Regions from separate parts of the Homo sapiens genome. Here all the other regions are linked to region 3. Evidence: chromatin contacts called from ENCODE Hi-C or POLR2A ChIA-PET data. All regions are on one chromosome and are shown on one strand. The core of a region is the stretch at or near the end of the contact, and the rest is flanking DNA. Distances in the headings are between cores, read along the strand shown. Region 1 overlaps CC2D1B (coiled-coil and C2 domain containing 1B). Region 2 has its middle 19 kb from the start of NRDC. Region 3 holds the start of ZFYVE9 (zinc finger FYVE-type containing 9).

The links. A loop is a pair of places that touch in the nucleus more often than their neighbours do. ChIA-PET counts read pairs that join two places held with the same protein, here RNA polymerase II (POLR2A). Pooled maps may share reads with other maps.
Region 1: a loop to region 3 is called in a map of dorsolateral prefrontal cortex, with 3 times the contacts of the local background. The contact joins the enhancer-like site here to the promoter of ZFYVE9 in region 3. A Hi-C loop is called at or near these places in 5 of 168 maps with a recorded cell type or tissue (HCT116, IMR-90, K562 and 2 more) and 8 of 50 pooled maps. POLR2A ChIA-PET finds 5 or more read pairs at or near these places in 9 of 52 experiments (H1, K562, MCF 10A and 4 more).
Region 2: a loop to region 3 is called in a map of chondrocyte, with 4 times the contacts of the local background. The contact joins the enhancer-like site here to the promoter of ZFYVE9 in region 3. A Hi-C loop is called at or near these places in 1 of 168 maps with a recorded cell type or tissue (chondrocyte) and 2 of 50 pooled maps. POLR2A ChIA-PET finds 5 or more read pairs at or near these places in 3 of 52 experiments (HEK293, activated CD4-positive, alpha-beta T cell and activated naive CD4-positive, alpha-beta T cell).

Annotation. Positions count from the first base shown.
Region 1 is chr1:52,347,081-52,351,596 of GRCh38, forward strand. CC2D1B (coiled-coil and C2 domain containing 1B) reads right to left here. Exons shown (of 25, transcript NM_001330585.2): 25 at 3,517-4,516. Among named protein-coding and RNA genes, the nearest start is that of CC2D1B, 17 kb to the right of the region's middle. RefSeq lists enhancers at 3,122-4,096, 3,897-4,191, 4,097-4,516. Within about 2 kb of position 1,756, at least 3 of the 41 ENCODE cell types and tissues checked have a DNase peak (open chromatin) inside an H3K27ac peak, as active enhancers do; they include dorsolateral prefrontal cortex, where a contact is called at or near this core.
Region 2 is chr1:51,895,630-51,900,463 of GRCh38, forward strand. No RefSeq gene overlaps it. Among named protein-coding and RNA genes, the nearest start is that of NRDC, 19 kb to the left of the region's middle. RefSeq lists an enhancer at 1,698-2,897. Within about 2 kb of position 2,147, at least 4 of the 41 ENCODE cell types and tissues checked have a DNase peak (open chromatin) inside an H3K27ac peak, as active enhancers do.
Region 3 is chr1:52,139,035-52,143,736 of GRCh38, forward strand. ZFYVE9 (zinc finger FYVE-type containing 9) reads left to right here and starts at 3,055. Exons shown (of 19, transcript NM_004799.4): 1 at 3,055-3,369. LOC107984956 (collagen alpha-2(I) chain-like) reads left to right here and starts at 685. Exons shown (of 5, transcript XM_047439476.1): 1 at 685-766; 2 at 2,159-2,255; 3 at 2,401-2,447; 4 at 2,743-3,369. The coding sequence starts at 685. RefSeq lists a silencer at 2,855-3,714.

The sequences.
Region 1 (4,516 bases), core at 506-3,005, 210 kb after region 3:
CATTTGATTTGTCAGGGTTTCTCTCTCCCTTTCTCCTTCTCCATAAAAAATTGAGGCATTTGAGAGTAAATTGCGTACATCATAGGCCTTTCCTCCTAAATGCTTATTTCCTAAAAATAAGGATATTCTCTTACACAACTGTAGGACAGTTCTCTACTTCAGTCAAACATGGATTTGATACTTTAACCTGGCATCTGCCCAGTGATGTTCTTTGTAGCATTTTTTCCCTCCAGTAAACCTTCCAGTATAGAATCAGACATGGCTATGGCTGTCATGACTCATCTTGATCTTTTATGTCATTGATATGTATTTTTTTTGAGACGGAGTCTCGCTCTGTCACCCAGGCTGGAGTGCAGTGGTGCAATCTCGGCTCACTGCAATCTCCGCCTCCCAGGTTGAAGCGATTCTCCTGCTTCAGCCTCCGGAGTAGCTGGGATTACAGACGCCCGCCACCACCCCCAGATAATTTTTTTGTATTTTTAGTAGAGACAGGGTTTCACCATGTTGGCCAGGCCTGAGCTCAAGTGATCCGCCATCCTCTGCCTCCCAACTCCTGATCTCAAGTGATCCGCCATCCTCTGCCTCCCAAACTGCTAGGATTACAGGTGTGAGCCACCGCACTCAGCCTCATTGATATTTTTGGTGAATGTAGCCACCCCCAACCCCACCCTGTTTTTTTTTTTTTAACAGAAAACAACTCAGTTTGATATTTCCTCATATTTAGAATCAGTTTATGTGTTTTTGCCCATAATGACTTGATATCCATCTGCCCCCTCATTGATAGTGGTAAATTTTGATCACTTGGTCAAGGTGTCCAACTTCTCTGTATATCCCCCTACCTGGAACTTATAACCAGTATATGTAGACTTTCAGACCATGCAAATCTCTTGCCTATGAAAGTGTCCCGTTAAATTAGCATGCATTGATGTTTCTTACCTGCACTGATCTTTTACTATGTTTGCAAAATGATTTTCCAATTCTAGCGCATTCTCCAGCTTTACAGGTTGCACTTGGTAATCTACTATAAGCAGAAGCCCTTCCTTCCCAATTTATTCATTTAATTTTCATTATACACTCATGGACTGTTGTTTTGCTTTGTTTTGTTTTGAAACAGTGTCTCACTCTGTCACCCATGCTGGAGTGCAGTGGCACAATCTTAGCTCACTGCAGCCTCAAACTTCTGGGCTCAAGCAAACCCCCCACCTTGGCCTCCCAAAGTGCTGGGATTACAGGCATGAGCCACCAAGCCTGGCCTTTTTCAGTGGTTCCAATTCATTATTTTGGTGCACAAATGGTCTCAGCTTTAGCTAGACAAGAGACCCTTCAAGCTGGCTCCTACATCCTGGTGATATGCTATTTTTTTTTTTTTTTTTTTTGAGTACTTCTTTTTTATTTCTATCCTAACAAGATGCTTCAGGCTTATCTTGTGCTTATCCTGCCCTAGCCCTGGAATCAGCTATTTCTGCAAGGAGCCCTGGCTTCTTTTAATGGGAGTGGTATTAGAAACCAAAATCTGGTTTATCCATGATATGTGTGATGCACTCTGACCTTTTTCTGTTTCATTAAAAATTTATTTTGATCTTAGACCAAATGGATTCCACAATGCACATTTTGAAAATACTGCTTTAGGGCAATGTACTCCATTGTCACTGGCATCTTCTGAAAGCCAAGGCTAAACTAGTTTTTCTGCAGTATTAGTACAGCTCCAAGAATTCCCTGGAAGCTAGCGCAGGCCTGTGGGACAGCGACAGGCTGCTCCCCAGTGGCTAGTGCTGGGTTTAGCACGAGGCAACAGCAGGCTGTGGAGCTGTGTTTGCGGCAGCAGCTGTTTTCCAGAGGCCTAAAGGCCTGGCCTGGGAAACATCTGGGTAGGTTCATCCTGCTCTCTGAGGTGGGAGCTTATAGTCGACATCTGCCTCTCCAAAGGTTTTACCGACGGTGGTTGCACAGAACTCTTACTGTGACCTTTCCCACAGGCTCAGAGGTACTCAGAGCTTCTAAGGGGAAGCTTGGCCCACAGAGCAGCAGCTTGTCAGGACCGAGCCCTGGTAACCACTACCTCCAAACCTGACAAGAACAGGAAGCACTTGTTAACAGGGGCAGCTTATTTTTGGTCTAATAGCCAGCTTTGTCTGAACATACCTCAAAAGTCTGGAACTTCTACAGGGACTGGTCCTGTTTTCCTGTGGTTTATCTTCCTGCTTGCCATTGTACTTATTTATTCTGGTTCAGTGCAAGCTTTTAAATTCTCCCACTAAGGACAAACTCTGGCCCTCAGATCCTTTCTCAGCTGCATCAAATGTCCTCTGTGTTTAGTAAAATCATTTGTGGAATTGGGCATAAAATAGCCAATGATAGTTAATTGTTTTCCTTGTTTATCCTTGCTTTTATACAATGTATATTGTAAGAATTATATAAAGCAAGGGGCTGAACCACATTTCGAAATAGGCAAATCTTCTGGATTGTAAACTTAAAGATTGAGATACAGCGATCCTTCTATACTTAAGAGGAATAGAATTGCCATTCTGGTAATTTATTAAATTTTTTAAAATTATTAAATGCTTATCAAATGCTAGGCAATGTATTTTTATCAACATCTTCTGAGGAACTACTGGACTCTAGGGCTACAGATTTGAAATTATGCCTCTGTAAATTCCCACGTCTTGTCTTCCCCCAGCCACAGTGGTTCCTGAGCACTGGTGGGCCCAAGATTTTCAGTTAAGTTTACCTCTAGATAACTGGTCACCTGGGAAATAATTTATGCATTTAACACATTTCAAACAACAATCAACCTGCTGAACATTGTTTCTGGAATTAGCAAGTTTGTAATGATGTTTCTATTTTTTTTTTTTTTGAGGTCGGAGTTTTGCTCTTGTTGCCCAGACTGGAGTGCAATGGCACTATCTCGGCTCACTGCAACCACCGCCTCCCGGGTTCAAGTGATTCTCCTGCCTCAGCCTGCGCAGTATCTGGGATTACAGTCATGCACCACCACGCCCAGCTAATTTTGTATTTTTAAAAGAGATGGGGTTTCACATTGGTCAAGTTGGTCTCGAACTCCTGACCTCAGGTGATCTGCCCACCTTGGCCTCCCAAAGTGCTGGGATTACAGGCATGAGCCACCGTGCCTGGCCGGTTTCTATTTTTATAATGCAAAAATAATAATCATGGCAATGGGAATTCAGGGATTGTATGTAGTCAGAAGGGCTAAGAAGTAGGGAGAAATGATGCCATTTTAGAGCCTGGGCAGCTGAGGCAGAGAAGAAACGAATCCATCTGTGGAGCTGACCCAGGTGCAAGCTCCCAGGATCTGCCAGTCTCAGTCGCATGGTTTCATCCTGAAAGCAGCTGCCCTTACTTAAGGGACAAAGTCTTTTAGGAGCTGCCCACAAATACTTGGAAAACAAGGCTTCAAAATCCAGAAGCAACAATGCAAATTTCAGAATGGTGCTGTGAGAAAGGAAAAATGTTAGAGTCACAGGAGTTTGCCCTTTAATTGTAAGCAAGACTTCTTGATTCTAAAAAATTTCTGTAGTTTATTCAGTTTGCTAATTCAGAAGAAAGTGTGCATTGCATGAGATCAAAGAATTGAAAATTTTAAAATGATTTGGGTTGTAGCTGGCTCCCAACTGCAGGTGAGTCACTAATCTCCAATGTTTGGATACTGTATTTGTGTTTGTTTTGAGACAGAGTCTTGCTCTGTCGCCCAGGCTGGAGTGCAGTGGTACAATCGAGGCTCACTGCAACCTCTGCTTCCTGGGCTCAAGGGATTCGTGTGTCTCAGCCTCCCTAGTAGCTGGGATTACAGGCGCCGGCCACCATGCCCAGCTAATTGTTTTTGTTTTTAGTGGAGACGGGGTTTCACCATGTTGGCCAGGCTGGTCTTGAATTCCTGACCTCAGGTGATCCACCTGCCTCAGCTTTCCAAAGTGGTGGGATTACAGGCGTGAGCCACTGTGTCCCGCCTGTTTCCTGTATGTGGATAAATCTCAGGACAAGATGAAGCTGGGACAGGCTCCTCCTACTACCAGTGACGCATGCATGCCTTTGGCTACAACAAAGGCCTTTTAAGAACTTCAATCTCCAAGTCTGGTGGGAGGCTTTGTCTTGCCTCGTCAGCCTGGAGGTTCTGTTTTGAAAGAGCAAAGCAGCAGACTGAAATTGAATGGGTTGCAAAGGAGAAACCTTTAGAGCTATAGAAAACTTTCTATCTATCGAAATAGGCCATTTCCAACAGAGGCCTGAATTTAGAAACTCCTAGAGCTGGCTGGAACTTTAGAGGATAACCACAGTGGTCCGTAACCCTCTTAGGAAGCACTGGGTTGGATACACACCCTAAGGGGAGTAGGTTGGGTTAGGAACCCTTCCAGTCACCTTTCTTTGCTCTATAGGTCATCTTATGAAGGCTAATCACCCTCCTTTTCATTCTAGATTATTGCTGTGTTGCATACACGTGACTGCAATTAAGTGTTAAATCTCACATCTGTGGAAGTTTTGGTAGCTCACTTCTGATAAG
Region 2 (4,834 bases), core at 897-3,396, 240 kb before region 3:
CTCTCCCATCCCTAACACCCAGACATTTATACCTAGAGAATACTTCCTAGTCCTTTAGCCCTGTTTCTAAACTTTCTCCTGCTCTCCAGGTACAGACAGATACCTGTCTTCTTTCCTCCAGCACTTGGTGTTACCATTTATCTCACAACTCTCAAATTTTCTGTTTCATTGGCAGAAGGACAGAAAGTGTTTGCAGGCAAAAGGAGGACATCACACAAAAAAAGAAAGAAAATGCAAATTCAAGCAGTAGGAGCATACCATCACTAAATATATTTTGAATTTAATGGATTTAATATTAATATTCATTTCCATTAATCAAAAGTGATGAACCCCAGTGGTCCCTGACCTGGAATAATTTTTAACATTACAGGGCCAGTTTAGATCATGCACCATGATGCTGGTCTGTGGGAAAATGTGGGAAAAGTAAATCAGCCTAGTCAATCTCCTATAGCATCCAAGTCCCTCTGTCTCCCCAGCTCAAGCAATCCTCCCACATCAGCCTCCCGAGTAGCTGGGACTATAGATGTGTACCACCATCCTTGGCTAATTTTTGTATTTTTTGTAATGTCGGGGTTTCAACATGTTTCTCAGACTGGTCTTGAGTTCCTGAGCTCAAGTGATCCACCCACCTCAGCCTGCCAAGGTGCTGGGATTACAGGCGTGCGCCACTGTGCCCCACCTCATCCACGTCTTAATGTTGCTTTACTGTACTCTTCTCATTGTACATGTGTCTTGTTTGGACATTATGTTCTACAGTGTCACTCCTAAAGTAGGGGGTTTTGCAAGTCTTCAGATGAATTCTTTGGTAATATCAAGGAGCTACTGACAAGAAGTTGTGAGGAGTCATCACAAGTCAGCTTGAGAAGTTGCATGTTATTCATATAGTTGAGAAAGGAGCCCTGGGTTAAACTCACTGCTTAAGAGCCATATGACCTAGGGAAAATTAGGTTATTTCTCTAAGCCTCACCTTCTTCCAAAAAGGGATATTAATTCCCACTTAATAGAGTTGTTGTGAGAATTAAATAAAATGATTGATGTACAGGTGTGTTGTAAAGGAAAAGAAAAACATGTGTGATAGATGTGCACATGAGTGTATACACAGACACTTGTGAACGAAAACGAAGGCCTAGAAGATGCTGGGTTCAAATCCTGACTCTGCCACTTGTGTGATCTTATACCAGTCCTGAATTCTTGAAACTCTCTTAATCTTAATTTTCCTCATTATAAAATACATTTGTTATAAGATTATTGTGAGGATTAAATGTCATTATGTTCAAAGAGCACTTATTACAGAGCCTGGCCCAAAGTACAAGTTCAAGAGCTGTTGGCACAGCATAAAGATCTCGGCTCTTTTTAACCTAATTCACCCGTTGTGGCCGGAATAGGTGATTTCTTGATAAACCTCAAGGTGGAGCTAGAGACACAGAAGTGGGTGTCTTCTTCAACAAGAATGTTTGGTCTTAAGGGGGAAGAAGAAGCAGACTTTCCATCTTGATTTTGCCAGGACACATCCTATCTCCCTTTAAACCACCACCCATGTTCCTCCATTATGAGAGCCTTTGGGGTTTTTTGTTTGTTTGTTTGTTTGTTTGTTTTGGGTTTTGTTGTCAAAAAAAGAGTCAGACAAAGGAGCATTCAATAGATGTTGTTCTGGTTTTGGTTTTGTTTTGTTTTGAGACAGGGTCTCACTTTGTCGCCCATGCTGGAGTGCAGTGGCACGACCTCAGCTCACTGCAGCCTCTACCTCTGGGATTCAAGCCATCCTTCTGCCTAAGCCCCCCAAAGTAGCTAGGACCACAGGCATGTGCTACCACACCCAGCTAATTCTTGTATTTTTTGTAGAGACGGAGTGGGGGAAGTGGGGAGGTTCTGTGGGGGTCGGAGTTTGGGGGAGGTGGGTGGTTTCACCATGTTGGCCAGGCTCAAGCAATCTTCCCGCCTCGGCTTCTCAAAGTGCTAGGATTACAGGCATGAGCCACTGTGCCCAGCCTAGAAGTTCTTTAATATTGTGAATTCACTTCTACTTGGAGAAAATATGTTATCTGGTACATAGAAGATGACTATATAGTTTTGAAAAAACAAACCTTTATTACATTTTATTTTCTTCTCATCCTTCAGCCCACAGACCAAAAGCAGGTTTTGTCTACATTCCACTCATGTGACTGATTTCCTGTCTGTCAGAGCCCAGTCATCTTTCCAAAAGGAATACTTATCATAGCTCCCATATTTCTCATTGGGAAATATGGGAAATAGCTCCCATATTTCTCAATGTAAATAAGACTCCTAGAAGTCTATCTTAGCATCCCAAGATTCCAGGAATATAGATTAGGTTTCAGTGGTTTTCAAATGAGCCCTTTGAAGTTATATATTGATAAGCTCATTAAAAACTCAACTCATTACTTTCAGTACCGCCTTGTAGGCTAAGTACCTATCATATATAATTAGAACCTCATGAGAATAAAAAAAAATCCGCATAAAAGATGAAAATACTACCAAATATCAGCCTTAACATGCCACTACTTTCAGAACTTAGAAAATCATTGCTACTGGCCGGGTGTGATGGCTCATGCCTGTAATCCCAGCTACTCAGGAGGCTGAGGCAGGAGAATCACTTGAACCTGGGAGGCGGAGGTTGCAATGAGCAGAGATTGCACCACTGCACTCCAGCCTGGTGACAAGAGCGAGAATCCATCTAAAAAAAAAAAAGCATTGCCACAGAAACAGAGCTTAGATTCCCCCAAAATCTAGCTGGGTAAGAGAAACCCCTTCTATGTATAAATAAAGGATGAGTAAGAATTAGTTAAGTGAAGAAGAATGAAAGGGGAGAAGGATGATTCCAGGCAGAGTTCCAGGACATGAGAAAGGTCAAAGAAAGGAATGCTCTTGTAGGTTTGAAAGTAATTGCATATGGCTCAACCGGAAAGGTTGAGAGGAAAATGGCGAGAGTTAAAACTGGAGGGGTGAACTGGAGATAATTATTAAGCCCTGCATTTTATGTTAAGGAGTATAGACTTTATCCTGAGAGAGGGGGAGCTACCAACATGCATCAGATGAGGCAGAACAATATCATTTCCTGCTTTAGAAAGATCATTCATGACTGCAAGACAAAGAACGGAGGAGGGCAAGGCTAGGGGGAAGGTGTGCTAGATATTTTCTGTTTGCATCTCCAGATACAGTAAGTCTTCAATGTCATCGATAGATTCTTGGAAACCGTGACTAAGGGAAACAATATATAAAGAAATCAATTTAGCTGTAGGCTAATTGATATAAATAAGTTCCTATGGCATATTTCTGGTCACGAAACATCAAACATCTAAATAAAGACCCAAAACACTTCTAATATTAAACCTTGAAATATAATAAATGTGAGCTATACATACATTTAAGAAAGATTAATAAAAACAAGTATAAGATAATTATTTTCCCAATTATTCCAGGTCAGTGTTACAGGTCGCCAGAGCCTATCCCAGAAGCAGAGCACAAAGCGGGAACCAGTCCTGGACAGGACGACATTCCCTCACAGGGCACACTCTCCCACACGCCACACTCACTCAGACTGGGACCATTTAGACACACCAGTTCACCTAATGTGCACATTTTTGGGATGTGGGAGGAAATTGGAGTACCCAGAGAAAACCCACGCAGTCATGAGGAGAATGTGCAGACTTCACACACGGTGGCCTCTGCCAGGAATCTATTTTTTTCATCAACGTTATAATGAAACGTCGTTGAACATAATGACATTATTCGAAGACCTGCTGTACTCCCTCTACTTACCTGCTGCATATCCCAGAAGTTTGACCTATGTGGGCTCCTGCTGGACTCCTTTGCCCTCTGGCTTTTGGTTGAGTCCGGCATTGGGAGATAGCAGTAGGAGATCAGAGGTCATGGGGAAAGACAGGTCCAATAATTTATCCCCCACCTCCCTCCCTAGCGAGTCTTTGTGTGAGGACATTTCTCTCCACCAAAGGTCACTGCTCTTAGCAGACAGCATCTGCCACACAACTGCCCTCTTCAGATTCTGGTAATCAAATCACTCCCCCCACATCCCTTGTTACTACCTTTGGGTAGTGATGATTAGCTAGCTGTTGCTAGCTAGCACTGGGGAAATTTTGTATCCCTTTTTGGTCTCTCTAAACCCTGCACTCATTTTGTAAATGATTCCTTTATTAAGCACTCCTCAAATTATCTAGTTTGAGTGTGCCATCTGATTCCTGCAGGACTCTGAAACAGAAAGAAACCAAGAATAGTATGGTAGCTAGCATTTATTGCCTCCCAGGCATTCTTCTAAGCAGTTTATATATATTAACTCATTTAATTCTCACAGCAACCCTAAGAAGTATCCCTCCTTTACAGATGTGGAATCTGAGATATAGAGAGATTAAGGCGATTAAGTAATTTTCCCAAAAATGCACAGCTAGTGAGCCAGAATTCAAATCTACATAGTCTGTTTCCAGAACCTGTGTTCTTAACTACTAGGCTCTTCTGGTGAGGTAAGTTGATGGTGTAAATTGCAGCAATAGGCTGGGCACGGTGGCTCATACCTATAATCCCAGCACTTTGGGAGGCCGAGGCAGGCGGATCACAAGGTCAGAAGATGGAGACCATCCTGGCTAATACGGTGAAACCCCGTCTCTACTAAAAATGCAAAAAATTAGCTGTGCGTTGTAGCAGACACCTGTAGTCCCAGCTACTCGGGAGGCTGAGGCAGGAGAATGGTGTGAACCTGGGAGGCGGAGCTTGCAGTGAGCTGTGCCACTGCACTCCGGCCTGGGCAACTGAGCGAGACTCCGTCTCAAAAAAAAAAAAAAAAAATTGCAGCAATATCAATGGA
Region 3 (4,702 bases), core at 1,805-4,304:
CTCCTGCCCCAGCCTCCCAAGAAGCTGGGATTACAGGCACTCGCCATCATGCCTGGCTAATTTTTGTATTTTTGTAGAGACAGGGTTTCACCACGTTGGCCAGACTGATCTTGAACTCCTGACCTCAGGTGATCCACATGCCTCATCCTCCCAAAGTGCTGGGATTACAGGCATGAGCCACTGCACCCGGCCAGTATTTACTCTTATATCCAAATAGAATATGCATTCATCAATTCTTCCTTTTTTTCATTCAGTTCACTTATAATTTATTGAGCATATATCCTAGACCAAAGTGAGTGGCAGTGGAGTTGGACAGGAGAAGAGAAATTTAAAAAGCAAAAAAGTAAAATTTATCAGGCTTTGTAACTACTTGCCCAGGAGAAAGACACAAGAGTTAAGAATGAATCCAAGATTTTTGGCTTGGGCATCTGGGTGGATGATGGTGCCATTCGCCAAGTCAGGAAACGGGTATCTTTTTGGCCTGAATTTTAAAAACTAATTTTAAAGAGCAAAGAATATTTTGCTTGGGGTGCTAGTGCTTAAACTCAGTTGAAAAAAGATTCTTAGAATATTGGCTTTCTACAGGATGTAGACAGTATAAAAATGAAAGTGGGGAGGTCTACCAGGTTGGGAATAGACATTTTACGGTTGCTAGCTAATAGGGGAAATCAATGAAAAATTGAGATGAGGGTAGCCAAATCAATTGACAGAAGCCCAAGGGAGATTAAAATGAACAAGAGATTTACAGTACAAGAGAGGAAAACAGGTGAGAGACATTTTAGAAGCAGAGGGCAAACTGAAAACGATGGAATGAAATTGAAGAGGATGAAATGATTTAAAGTGGACTACTCCGATCAGCGGGGAGGTTGTGATGATAAAGGCAGCTGCTTTCAGCAACAAGGAGAGAAAGTGTGAAGCAAGAGGAAACTGGTCTTGGGAACAAATGAATCATCTTCTTCATGTAGTAGCTATGCCCTGGGTTGCATGATTATTCATAAACAAATGCAGGTTTCCTGTGGTGGCAGTGATCTAGGCATGAAAAATACAGTGCTAATATTAGGTTACAGCGCTAATGATCTCAATCAGTTGAAGGGCCCTTTTCCCTTGACTAAACATTTTTTAGCAACAAATGACCCTTACAGCATTTTGTTAATATTGTTGAAAGGACTGTTGGGGCATCAGGTTGGGGACTGAAGGGAATCTCAGGGTCTACTTCCAGCTCTTCCTTAGGTTGGATATATTTCACATGTAAAATGGTAGCATAGGACCTAACTCATAGAATCACTGCGAGGATGAATCATGGTTTCCCTTTGAGCCCCAGTTTCTCTTGTTATAGAAAGGGCATAGTGATTTTTTTGTGACTCAGGAGTATGTGGCAAAGGCACACTTAGGATTATGCAGGAACAGCTTTCATTAAGAGAGCTACTAGGTGACATCTTCTCCATGGTGGCTGCTCAATTATTAAATGAATGATTCCTGGAGACCTTTTGTAGTTTCTATTATTTATCATCATTAGGCCATAACCTAAGGTAAGGTGAGATTGCCTTATAACATTTTTTATACATAAAAAATACTGGTTGCATGCTGCTATCTGCTGTGCAACAGAATGTCATAGGATCCAGTGTATGAGGCTCTATTCTTCCATGGAGGGGTGTTACATAAACCCATTAGTGAAATTTAGGGAAATTTCACCCAGACTAGGGAGGATGAAGAATGGAGCATCTATCTTTTGACAGAAATACAGTTACACACACACATACACACACACATACACACACACAGAGAGAGAGAGAGAGAGAGAGAGAATGAGAAACAAAAACAGAGGAGTACAAAATTGAGCCTAAGAAAAAGAACTGGAACCAATAAAAATTGTAACTAACATTTATTAAGTATCTTCTATGGGCCAGTCTCTTTATCTCCAATCTTCAACAACCAGCAAGGCAGGCAGGAGAAAACTGAAGTTCAAAAATGTTACATAACTTCCCCAGGGTCATAAAGCTATATATACATGACAGAACTGGAACTGGTAGTGTTGGTATGTGTCTGACACCAAAATCACTACACATTCTAGTATACCACTCTGTTAAAAAAGTGTATTTGGAAAATTTAGGGATCAGAGGATTTGGAGAATTTTCTTTCCCTACTTCCCCTCTGACAGTCGTGTTTGTTTTTGGTTCTGATGTTTGCACCCTAGAGGCTGACTGGGATCAAATATGGGGCATCTGTAAACAGAATGATTCCATAGCCCCCACTGTGTAATAATTTCCTTCCTTCAGAGCCTTACTAGGATTTGCCTGGGATGAGGGGTGGAAAGGTGGGAGAGAAGAGGTTGGGAGGGAGAGGATGTTAGTAAAAGATGGGTGATTCTTTGCTTACCTTTAAGTTGTTTATGAATTTCAGGACAACCCGTTGGCTATTCTCTTCTCTGGCTTGGCATATATATATATGTATGTATTTTTTTTTCATTTTTGTTTTGTGGGGGTGGTGGTTTAGGTGTTAAGGGTTTGGTTGATATCTGTAGAAAATTTCTTAATGATCTACACAGTAGATAAAAAAACAAGTTAAGGTCAAAGACAATTCCTTCGTCTGTTTTGGGAGACGAGTGTGTATGTTTGAAAAAAAGGTTTGTTCTGGGTCACTCTTCTTTCATCCAGACGCATTAAAGGAATTAGAAGGGGGTCTCCCTGCCACCCCCGAAACCGTGAGAGTCAAACGGAGATTCCCTTATATTCCTGCTCTCAGGTGCGGGTCCGAGTGACAAGAACGTTCACGTATCTTCGGGAGAGAACGAAAAGGTGCTCGGGTCTGGCGGGGGCGGGGAACGCCAGGGGTTGGTGGGAACTGAGGGGCTTCCGGTTCCCGGGAAGCGGAGTCCCGGGCCGGCCGCGGGCCGCGGGCTACGCAGGGAGCACGGGGCCCTCGCCGCCCCCAGGCCGCGCTCCTTAGCGTTCCCTGCGGCTCGTGCCCAGCGCGGCCGCCGCAGTCCCGACGCCGTAGCCGGACGTGGGGTCCAGGGGGCGCTGTGGCCCAGCGGCGCCGGCGGCAGGAGCGGCCACCCGACGCTGGAGGCTTCGCTGAGGATCCCCGCCTGCCGCACCTCGGTCGTCCCGCCGCAGCCTTGCGCCCCCGGCCCGGCTCGGCGGCGCTCCTCCGGGATCCGCGTGGCTGCCGCGGCCCGGGCGCCGATGCGGCTGGGCGGGTGCCGGGCCTTAGCAGCAGTAGCAGCCGCAGCTGCGGCTACCGCAGCTCCTACAGGAGTGGGAGGTTTCGCGGCGGCGCCTGGGGCCGCGCCGGTGCCCTCCGGAGGAGGCTTTCGGCTCAGGGACGACCCCCGTGGCCATGCTGAAGCGGAGGCGGCCGCTGCTCGAGGTGAGTGTGGCGCGGCGTGGTCCGGGGCTCGCCGGCCTCCCGCCGCCTGTGGGGGCCCTGGCGGCAGACCGCGGGCCGGGCGGACGGGGCGTCCTGCCACTGCGGTCGCCTCCCCCACCCTGCGGTCCTGGGGCCTCAGCCCTTTCTCCCCGCGTCCCCCGGGAGGCTGAAGGCCGTGGGGGGCGATTAGGCCCCGCGCCGTTGGGAAGCCCTCGCTCCGGCCTCGGTTCCGGCGCGGCCGGGTGTGTGGAGCTGGGGGCCGGCAGGAGCACGGCCGCCTTTCGGGTTTGCATGGGCCCGGGCCGAGCGCAGCCTCTTAGCCCGGGCCCTGCACGTACATCCCGGAGGGAGGCAGATGACGCCTGTTTGCAAACAAGCTTTGGCTTCCACGCGTCCCATACCGAGTCCCTCAGAATCCCGGTTGTGGCGGGGAAAGGGGGAGGAGAGGAAGGCCAGGGTGAGAATTGGGGGTGCAGAGAGTGCGGGACCAAGAGAGCCCCTGCTACTCCTGGAGTGTCATTCATGGATCTGGCTTGCTCGAGAACAACCTTTTGCGTCTTATTTGAGGTGAAATTTCATCACCTGCCGGTTGCTCATTCCTGCCTCTTTATATTATATCTTGCCTCTAAGCGTGGTCTGCCTTGGAGAAAGCCCCATCGCATCTTTGCGATGCTAAGTTTTGTAGATAAACACTCACAGTTATAAAAACGTCTTTTACAAAGGTCTGCCCCCCACACCCCGCCAGAAGAAATATTTTTATGCTTCAGTGTTCGGTACAAAAATGTTCCACTTAAAGAGATCCAGAGAATAGTTGGCAAAAGGATTTTAAGTCCTCTTTAAGTGCCAGCTACCCTAATAAATACCTGAAGGAAATGGGATACATGCTAAATTTTAGAAATAAAATGATTTGTTCTGATATTAATGTTGAAAATGCTACTGATTACAGTTTGATACCGTAAGTCAGATATTTATGTTTTGTGAGAAATGTGATTACAGGTTATTCTTGTTTTCCTGTTATGTATGTGAAAGTTATAAGACTTATAGGTACTTGCAAAACTTTTATAATCATGAAAAAATATGCTTATTGTAGAAAACTTGGGAATTATAGAAAGGTACCATGTTGGCTCTTAATAAATATTTAATAATAGGAGAAATCACCCATAATCTCACAGATTGTAAACAGTACAGGTTTATAATGGGCTCGTACTGACAGTGATTTTTAAAATTATTATTTCTGTATATTAGGTTTAAAATTATCTGACTGTTCCATTTTACATTGTCATTTGTATAAGACCTGTAAAAATATTTTACTAAATTACATTGGAACCATGTT